Linked DNA regions of Homo sapiens: region 2 is linked to region 1. A link is a contact called in ENCODE Hi-C data. All regions are on one chromosome and are shown on one strand. Each heading gives the region's core, a stretch centred on a gene start or an enhancer-like site at or near the end of the contact. The rest is flanking DNA. Distances are from core to core; before and after follow the strand shown.

Region 1 (4,965 bases), core at 1,938-4,437:
ACTCTCCTGCCTTAACCACCCCCAGTAGCTGGGATTACAGGCGCCTGCCACCACGCCCAGCTAATTTTCTTTTTTCTTCCTTTTTTTTTTTTTTTTTTTAGTAGAGACAGGGTTTCACCACACCACGTTGGCCAGGATTGTCTCGAACTCCGGACCTCAAGTGATCCATGCACCTCGGCCTCCCAAAGTGCTGGGATTACAGGCGTGAGCCACCGCTCCTGGCCTGCAGCCTCCCTTCTAAACCCTTGTTTTTGTCTAACATCCCCTGGCTGCTGTCCCCACATGACCCAAATAAACAGATGATCATGTGAAGCCAGTAAGGCTGTTTGTTTTAAATAGCAAACATCTCCACTAAGCTCTGGAGCAGATGGAGTATTGGGGGCAATGGAGAGGCTGGCATTCAAATCTGTGTTCACTCTACTCTTACCTTCTGCTTCCTCACCCCTGAAGCGAACAGTGTCTTAAGAACACTGCCTTTCAGAGAGGTGCCTACTTACTGGTATAGAGTTGGCCAGTGACAAAGAAGAGTGTAAAAAATTAAACCTCAGCCTTCAGCAGAAACTCCAGGGCTGTATGAGTGCATGGCCACCTGAGGAGAGCAGGAAGGGACAGCTGGATGGAGCACTGTGCACCACGGTGCTGACCCCACACAAAATAAGAACTTGCCCAAAAGCATTAACTCAGGTCACAATCATGTATAGATGCAGCTCCACTTAGGACGGGTTTCACCAGCCATAATCCCATCCTAAATTGAGCGCATGCTAGATTATCACTTTTACAACCATTGCAAACTTGGAAAGTCCTGTGTCAAACCATCACAAGTCAGGGACTGTCTGTATACTGTTGAGAGTCCCTGTTCCACTGCCGCCTATATATTATATTGCCTTTGAATTTTCCATTTTCTCTAGTTGTGCAGAATGGGCCAGGCCCAACCATACTGGTGGCAAGTGGCAGACACCTTAAAGGAAGCAATGTTGGAGCCAGCACAGATCTGGCCCTCCCAGCAAAGGGGCACTCATCCCATGGAGAAGAACTGGGCTGTTCCGTTCTAATCCGCCTTTGCTCCAGCTTCATCATAAGCAAAATCAGTGGTACCTACCTGGACATTTGTGTGTGTGGCGACTTCTGCATGCTCAGCTCTAGATGCTGGGGCATTAAATGTGAAAAGATCAGAGGCCTCTGTAGACTAGTACTGGCAAACAGCCCCCTTCCTCTGGTTCACGAAGTTCTTGATTTCCAGGATCTGTGCAGATTTTTCCCCCCTAGGATGCATGACGATGCCCTCAAAGGAAAGGAGTAAAGCCAGCAAACATTTTGCCTGCTTTCTATGTTTCTAGCTGTCTTCCAACCAGTCCCTAAAATAGGAACGCTCCGAGGGTGCCATGTGATGGAATGTATTGGCAGGGCGGCCTGCCTCTCAGCCTCATGAAGGTTTGCTTTCTGGTTGTGTGTGATGTTGAAGCCGCGGCTGAGGAGTTCTAAACCCACTGGCACTGACTGCCCCCCCACTTCTTGGACCGGTTAGCAAAGAATGGAGCCTGGGGCCAGAACTGAGGGGTACTCCCCCTGCACTGGCACAGCACAATCGACATGCTCCGGGACGCTCCAAATAAGCTTTCAGCCGCCTGGGGTCTATCGCTGCCGCTGTACCAGTGGGGTTCGTGTGGCTTCCACCGAGGAAGCAGAACAGCGGAGTTGGGTCTCAGGTGAAGATTTTTGTTGCCCCAATCACAGTGTGTTAAGTGGTCAGGGTTGCTATTCCTCCCTGGCATTTTTCTAATTGGGGGCCCTCCTCCAGAACTGGCTTCAGAGTCGTCCCTGGGGTCAGGGAAGAGTGCCCCCGCTTCGGGAGAGAGGAGCAGGTGGAATACGGAACGACCTTAGGCGAGTCCTTGGCCGTCACGGCCTCAGTTTCCTTATGTGTGAAGTGAGAGGATTTAAGGGCAGCCGGCCTCAAAGAGCTAACTCTCCGATTGCACCCGAGCTCCCCTAAACACTCGAGCCCGGAAGACGCGGGCGGGCGGGCGGGCGACGGGGGGTCCCTCCCTCTGGGGAGCGCGGTTCCAGCCGGCCGCAGCGGACCCCGCCCCCGCGCCCCGCCCACCGCCGGTCGCCAGGCGCGGGGAGGGCCGGGCTTCCGCCCTCCACGTTGTTGTTCCCGATTTGGGCCACGCCCCCCGGTCTGGGCTGCGGGCGCTTCGTGTTCCCCGCCCTGGCCCCGGCCCCAGAGGAAAGGGTGGCCCATGGGGTGGCACAGTCCGTATCTCCACCCACATCGAATACGCGTGGACAAAGACTGGAGTTCAGGGGAAGGAAAGATAAAGGCCTGGTTTTAAATGGAAGGTGGTGAAAAGGAATGGAGAGGCCAGGGCACGACTGCGGGATTCCCCTTACGGCATCCCACCCTGGGTTCGCCCAGTGGCCCCATCCGCACCCGCGAATGTGACCTGCAGACACTGGCCCTTTAAACCGAAGGCTGGCGGCGCGGGGTGTCCATGTGGAGCTGCTCCATGCCGTGTTGTCCTGCCCGCCCATTGGCTCGCGGCCCGGTGACGTCCCCTAATAGGATGCGAACGCACTGCGGGGGGAGGAACGGAGACAAAACGCGGAGCCGGACTGCCGCTCCGCTCCCTCCGCTGGTTCTCTTGACAGTCTCCAGTCGCCGGCAGCTCCGCCCAGGGGCGGATCCCGGGGGAATTGCGACAGCCCGGCGATTGCGGGATTTAGGTCGCGAGTGGGTGGAGCGTGGAGACCCAGGGTCAGGCCAGTCTCTGCCATTCCCAAGGTTTCCCTGACCCGGAATATCCTGGTTGGAACTCTGTTAAATCTTGAATTGTTCACCCTACCCTCCCTCCAGCAGGACAGATTTCGTCGTGAACGACCCAAACGCACCGCCCCGGCCCAACTTGTGGCTTGCAGCCGGGGCGGGGCCAGCAGGAAAGCGGAACCGCGGCGCGCACACCCCGCTCGGACCTCTCCCTCCCTGCCCGGGCCACGTGTGCGCGCGCCGGATCCGGGGGGCGGGGCCAGCAGCGCAGGACCCGCCCCTCCCTTCGCGAGACGCCGCGGCCCTGCGGGCGGGGGCTCCGGTCCGGGCTTTGGCTGTGGCCCCGGTGTAGTAGCGGGGGCGGCGGCCGGGGGCAGCGCGGCTCCTTCCCTTGTTGTGTGTGTCGGTGCCTCCTCGCCATCTTGTTGCAAAGCCCTTTCTTGTCGGCGGGACTCCCGGGGGCCGCGGGGCGGGAGGCATCGGAAGGGAGGTAGAGAGGGAGGGGAAGAAGGGAGGCAGTGCCGCCTTTTTTTTTTTTTTGCATCCCATTTTTTTAAATTTGCAATTTTATATTTTGCAAATATTTTGAGAGACATTGATTTTTCTCCCCGTGCTCCCCCGTTCTTCCCTGCGGAGTGCGCTGCGCCGCCCAGCCCTGTCGCCCCCCGGAGGTGATCCCTCCCTCCTGCCTGCCCGCCAGCCTGACCTGTGCCCGGCTCGCGGGCCGCAGCCTCGGCCCCGGCGCGCCCCCGGCAGCTCTCGGCGCGATGAGCATAGAGACGCTACTGGAGGCGGCCCGCTTCCTGGAATGGCAAGCGCAGCAACAACAGAGAGCACGTGGTGAGCGGCCGGGCTGGGCCCCTGGGGCACTGGGGAAGGGGAAGCGAGTGACCCCGGTCCCCGAACCCACGCGAAACCGCGGACAGGGCCCCCTCCCGGGCGGCCTGCGGAGCCTGGCAGCGCACGGCTCCCCGCGAGAGCCGCCGCCTGGGGAGGGGTGATGTGGGCAGTGAAATTAATTAATGAATTCATTAACATGCTGCGAGGGACCTGGCTCCTGCGGGCGCCACCCCGGCTGCGTGGCACCCCTGTGCCCCTTCTGTGGTGGGCTGCTTTTGCGTGGGCCAGCGGAGCCCTCGGTGGCACTGAGGATGTGTGAGCCGGGGGGTGGGGTGAGGAATGGTGTTGCGTGGGGGTGGCAGGCTCGCGTGTGCGTGCGTGTGTGCACGGGGGATGTGTGATGTGAGCCTCGGGAAGAGCAGATGAACGGACGTGTACACGGGCGTGTGTATAGCACACGAGTGGGCGTGTGTGTAACGGAGTGGGGGTGGGGACTACTCTACGCGGAGCAGCTCTTCGGCTTCCCTGGCCCCGTGGGGAGGGTGCGGGGGGCGCTCCCGGCAGATCTACGCGCCGCTTGGGGCGGAGGCGGCCTTTGCAGAATGAAATGACATCGCGTGTCTTATGATCCTGGCCAGCCCCGCCTGACCCCGCCTCCCAGAGCTGGGCTGGGCTGCGCGTCCGGGGTTTGGGTGAAAGCCGGGCTAATTGGGCGTTTGCGAAATGGCCCGCGGGTCGCTGGGGGTCAGCCCCCGGGCCCCCCTCGCTGCGCCCCGCTTTAGCCAGTGTGGAATGTGGCGTGTCTGCGCGTTCCAAACCCGCTCTCGCCTGGAATGTTGCGTGTGCCTGCGTTCCGAGCCCGTTGGTTACACCGGGTGGTGACGTGGACGGGCTCCGCCCCCGACCACGTGCACCGGGGACACTCCTGCTGGGGACGGCGCGGCCCGGCCCCTCCTCACCGCCTCGCGCTCGGCCGGGGGCGGGGCCTGGGCGGGGCTGGCAAGGGGCCTTGCGCTGGGTTGGGCCTGGGCCCGGGCCCCGGCCTCTGGGCACCTCCCAGGGAGAGCCTTTGCCCTGCGAGGGAGGAGCCGAGCTCACCTGTCGGCTCTGGCCCCTAACCTCCTGTGTTTGATCCCGAGGCAAGGGAAACCCTCAGAATCGCAGGGCGACGAGACATTTAGAGCTCACATTTTTCCACTGACCCCCAAAACGTTCCAACTATGCCCCCTGGCATCAGCCGGGGCCACGCTGGAATGAGCCAGGATGAGAAAGGGCAAACTTCGGCGCTCCCTCGAAAGGGAAGAGACTAATGACTCCTATCTTCACGCGCCCTGTTGGTGGTCCCTGGCTTCAGGGTG
Region 2 (4,953 bases), core at 912-3,411, 4.8 Mb before region 1:
GCCTTCTGATCTCACAGGTGGGAACCTGATCCAAGACTCAGGCTTGCTTCCTGTGGGTGGGAGTGCAGTCTCTGCGGGAGGAGGCTCCACCTAGCAGCTGTTCTTTTGAGGGCATTTTTGACCTCTGTGACTTTCTTGCATCTTGTATCTTTTGCAGTTGGTCAGTTCTACTTCTTGATCCGGAAGCGAATTCATCTCCGAGCTGAGGATGCCTTGTTTTTCTTTGTCAACAATGTCATTCCACCCACCAGTGCCACAATGGGTCAGCTGTACCAGGTATGGTGACTGGGAAGTGGTGGAGGCTTTGGAGAGGAATCTTGGAAGAGCGTGAGGGGAAGAAAGTGTTGTTACATCAGTAGTTTTGGACTAGCTTCCTGGCTTGCCTTAAAGTTTCATAATAGCCGTGGGTTGGGGGTTTGGACAGAACAGTAGGAGTAGAGAGAAGGAAAGAGAACAGTGAGCTAGAGAAACTATCTGTTCGGGACTCTTCCCAGTCCCCCTCCCCATTCCAAAGCAGCAGAAAACAGTTTGAGGCCTTTTTGCCCAGGACTGCAGAGATTATACTGCTCGTGTGGTAGGCCTTGGAGTCAGTGAAGGAGTCAGGCAATGGTTTGTGGTTCTAGAAGAACGTGTCTGGGTCGTGGTTGGTTTAAGTTACTGGAGCCCAGTTGCTGAACAGTTTTCTGCTTTCATCCCAGGAACACCATGAAGAAGACTTCTTTCTCTACATTGCCTACAGTGACGAAAGTGTCTACGGTCTGTGAAGCTGCTGCCCCTGAGCTGGAGGGGGGTCTCATTCTACAAAGAGAGAGGTGGCCCCCCTTTCTTGACCTCCTCCTCCTTCAAGCTCAAACACCACCTCCCTTATTCAGGACCGGCACTTCTTAATGTTTGTGGCTTTCTCTCCAGCCTCTCTTAGGAGGGGTAATGGTGGAGTTGGCATCTTGTAACTCTCCTTTCTCCTTTCTTCCCCTTTCTCTGCCCGCCTTTCCCATCCTGCTGTAGACTTCTTGATTGTCAGTCTGTGTCACATCCAGTGATTGTTTTGGTTTCTGTTCCCTTTCTGACTGCCCAAGGGGCTCAGAACCCCAGCAATCCCTTCCTTTCACTACCTTCTTTTTTGGGGGTAGTTGGAAGGGACTGAAATTGTGGGGGGAAGGTAGGAGGCACATCAATAAAGAGGAAACCACCAAGCTGAACTGAATTTTGCCTTGTGTTGCTCCCCTCGTCCCGCTGATTTTAAGTCTTTCCAAGGTGTCAGTGGGTTTCAGTGGTGGGGAAAGAAGAGTACTGGGTACAAGCTGGAGGGATAGAAGTATATTTTGGTTTATTCTGTTCATGTTGGGCTTTTCCCTGTCTGCAAAAAGAGGGTGCTTTTGTTGTGATGGAATGGAATACTGAGGATTATTTCTTGAAACTTTAGTTTTATAACACGCATGTGAAACTAAATGTTAAAAATGCTCATGTAAAAAAAAATTTTTTTTTACTGTGGGTTCCTGTGGAGAAAGTTCCGAAGTACCTGCTTTAGGTGAACATCCACATTTGCTAGAACATTCTAACTAAGATATTTTCATGTGTGCAAGCTAGTAAAACGGCTGTTCTCAGTTGCATGTCACTTGGCTAGACTTTTGCCGGTGTGTGGGATCCGGCAGAGTGGAATCAGGGAGGGAGAAGACTGGGAGCGGGAGCCATTATCGCCAGGAATACTTCAACTCCCAGCAATCATTTCTCCGGCAGGCCGGAAGTGGGGCGGTCCTCCTGGGGAGAAAGAAGCTGCAGAACGAGGCAGTATGGTGGCCGAGAGTTCTAATCCCTTCTTCCTCTTCTTTCTTGGTCCCGCCCAGCCTACATCTCCCAGGGGCCTGCGCGCGCACTTCCGCTCTCCCCTCCGGCTCCTGGTCTCCCCGCCGCTCCCCGGGGGAGGGGAGCGGCTTGGTGCGCCTGCGCCAGCCTGTGGCTTTCTGGGAATCAAAGTTCCGGAGGTTCATGCGGTCCCTTTTCCGCTGTTCCCGGACGGACTACAAAACCCTTGGTGCACTGCGCCTCGGCGCCGGCGGGGGGAGGAGGGAGAGAAGAGGAGGGAGGGAGGAGAGAGGAGGTGGAGGAGGAGGAGGAGGGAGCAGGCGGCCGGCGGCGCGGGGGGAGGGGGCCCGGTCCGGGAGTGCGGGAGGCAGTGGTAGAGGGAGGTGGCGGCAGCGGCTAGCGGACTCGAGTCTCAACCGGGCTGAGGCGGACACTTCTGTGGAGCGAAGCAGTGGGAGCATCGAGCACTAGAGGCGGCACCGGGATCCCCGGCTCCGGGGAGGGGGGCGCCGGACCGGGAGGAGGGGAGGGGGCGATGCTGGAAGCCATGGCGGAGCCCAGTCCCGAAGGTGAGCTCTCGACCGGTGCAGAGCGCTGAGCCGGCGGGGGGCGGGCGAGGAATCAATTGGCAAACTTGGAGGTCGAGCCCCGGAGCCCAGCGGGGGAGTTCGGGGAGGGGGTCGGGAGGCTGGCCCTGGAGGTGGGAGAGCGACGAGTTGAGAGACCTTGGAGAAAGAGGAGTGGGAAACTGGGCTGGGGTAGTTGGAGATCAGACGGTGTGGGGGTGCGGGGGATAGGAGCTTGAAACCCGGAGCCTCGGGGGTTAGGGCCCGAAAGGGCCACCGGCAGATTGGGGCCCTGGAACTGGAAGGTTAGGGGAATCCAGTGGCCGGAGAGTTGCTCAGGAGGGAGGACGTAGAAGAGGCTGAGTGAGGGGCCCGGTAGTTCGCCGAGGTGGGGTAGTTTGTGGCGGTGGTACCGGAGCTCCGAGTAGTTGCCGCCGGAGAATGCCCGGTGATTGTCGGAGAGGTGGGCAGGTAGTTGTGGGGAGAAGAGGGGGTCTGGGTATTGTCTACGGCAGACGGACCTGTACCGGGGGGTAGTTGTGGAGAGAGCGAGCCAGGAAGCGAGGCGAGCTGGGTAGTTGTAGGGGGTGGTGGGGCGGGGTGGGGGGGGTTAAGACCGGCGACTTGTCGGGCGGGGGGGTAGGGTTGGTCCGCGAGGGTTAAGAGCCTGGGAGTTGCTGAGGGTGAGGGGGGCATCGGCGGCAGCAGCGGTGGCTGCTGTGGAGAGAGAGAGAGAGTGGCTGGTTGGGGGGAAGGGGCCAGAGTTGAGGGGTCCATAGCCTAGTAACTGGGTGGTGAGTACGGGGGCGGAGGGGGGGGCGGCGGCCGGAGAGGGCTAGGAACAGGGCCGGGGGGCCCGGTGGGGAGCCCGAAAAGCTGGAGACGGGGAGGGGCCAAAGCCCCGGATGGGGGCGGAGGGACGGCGAAATTGTGGGGAGCGCGGTATGGGCGGGGGGGGGGGGGCAGGTGGGGGCCGCGTCCGGGTTAGAGCTCCCGGGTCTGTCCCGGCCGTGAAGTAGCGTTGGATGCGTGTGCCTGTGTGTGTCTGGGGTGGGGGTGAGGGGCGCGCCGGGCCGCGTGCTCGAGTAGAAGGGGCCGGAGGGCGGGGAGCGGTTCGGCGTGGTCATCCTGGACCCTGGGGGCTGGCGGGCGGCGTGTGCGGTCTCGGAGGGCCCGAGGCGGTGGAGCGCGGCCGGGTAGGAACTCGGGGCTCCGGGCGCGTGTGAAGGACGGGGGCGGCTGGCGGCGGCCCGGACGCGGCCCCGGGAGCGGTACGGTGGGGTGGGGCGCTGAGGGATCCGAGTAGACTGGAGTCGAGAGAGACCGTGAGTTGGGGGGGCGGGGCGCCGGGCCTCCGGTTGGGGGAAGGGGAGCGCTATAGCGAGGCCTCAGAGGGCGCCGCGCCCAGGCTCCGCCCCTCGCGGGGCGGAAGGGGGAGCCGGGGCGGATCCAACACAGCTGGGGGCCTGCTGGCCTGGCAGAGGGACCTGGGAGAGCAGGGGGTTCACTTAGGAACAACGGGGTTTAGAGGGGGAGTTTTACACAGATTGTTCCTAGTGTCTTGACTCAGCTTTTATTGCTTTTCCAGATCCACCTCCGACCCTTAAGCCAGAGACTCAGGTGAGGTTTGCCTTACCTTTGCAGCCTAGTAGCCCTGCCTGACAACGCCCCCCGCCCCCCTTTTCTAGACCTCACTTAGGGACTGTGTTTCTGGGAATGCCATTCTTAAACTGTGTGGCTTTGCATGTGATCCATATCTCCTTCCTTTCAGCCACCAGAGAAACGGCGGAGAACAATTGAGGATTTCAACAAATTCTGCAGTTTTGTTTTGGCATATGCTGGTTACATTCCCCCTAGCAAAGAGGTAGGGGCAAGAGAATTACTGACTTGAGGCTGGTGTGGTGGGACTATAGAGTGACTGTTGTTCAAACAGAACTGTATTGCTTTATAGAAGGAGGCCCTTAGAAATTATATGTAAGACCAGGGAAGTTGGAGACTCTTAGGGCTGTGGTAGGAAAGCTGGTATGCGGGGAGTGGATGGCCGGGATAGCTAGCTTGAACAGCAGTGAAAAGGAAGGGGGATTTGGAGTCGCTGGTTGAGATTTTGGCATAGTCTTGAGGTGCTGTGAATGGAAGGTGTTTATGGATAAATTTTAGGGAGATGAAAATGGTAACAAATGAGGCTATACAGAAAAAGAGCTAAGGACATAACGGCTCCGGTCTGGGTGATACAGTGTTCCACAGGCCCTGGGCAGGGGCAGCGGTGAGGTGTCAGACTTGAGGGTAGAGGTAACACGGACTGGTCAAGAGGACATGCTGATGGGAATTGGGGTGGGGAGAAGTTTTTGGAGTACAGTGGGATTTAGTGGTTGAGGTAGGACATTTTGGGGTAAATCCAGTCACTCCTTTTCAAGCTGGGTTTGTGGAGGGGCTGAGATGACACTGGGGTTCTGCTGACCCTGGTCTCTTCCCCCTTTTAAGGAAAGTGACTGGCCAGCCTCTGGCTCCAGCTCTCCATTGCGAGGAGAGAGTGCGGCCGACAGTGATGGCTGGGACTCGGCCCCCTCAGATCTTCGAACCATCC

The links. Hi-C counts contacts between places; a loop is a spot of excess contacts on that map. Pooled maps may share reads with other maps.
Region 2: a loop to region 1 is called in a map of chondrocyte, with 7 times the contacts of the local background. The contact joins the promoter of PHF23 here to the promoter of MNT in region 1. A Hi-C loop is called at or near these places in 1 of 168 maps with a recorded cell type or tissue (chondrocyte), 2 of 37 single-sample maps with no recorded cell type and 10 of 50 pooled maps.

What each region holds. Positions count from the first base shown.
Region 1 is chr17:2,399,282-2,404,246 of GRCh38, reverse strand. MNT (MAX network transcriptional repressor) reads left to right here and starts at 3,187. Exons shown (of 6, transcript NM_020310.3): 1 at 3,187-3,607. The coding sequence starts at 3,535. RefSeq lists enhancers at 1,080-1,649, 1,650-2,220, 2,592-2,641, 3,932-4,502, 4,503-4,965 and silencers at 1,942-2,261, 2,912-3,221, 3,412-3,491, 3,642-3,701, 4,222-4,711.
Region 2 is chr17:7,236,665-7,241,617 of GRCh38, reverse strand. PHF23 (PHD finger protein 23) reads left to right here and starts at 2,161. Exons shown (of 5, transcript NM_024297.3): 1 at 2,161-2,372; 2 at 3,958-3,989; 3 at 4,141-4,233; 4 at 4,851-4,953. The coding sequence starts at 2,339. GABARAP (GABA type A receptor-associated protein) reads left to right here. Exons shown (of 4, transcript NM_007278.2): 2 at 1-17; 3 at 158-276; 4 at 699-1,610. The coding sequence ends at 764. RefSeq lists enhancers at 1-12, 1,694-1,783, 1,911-2,560 and silencers at 1,894-2,033, 2,084-2,263, 3,414-3,893.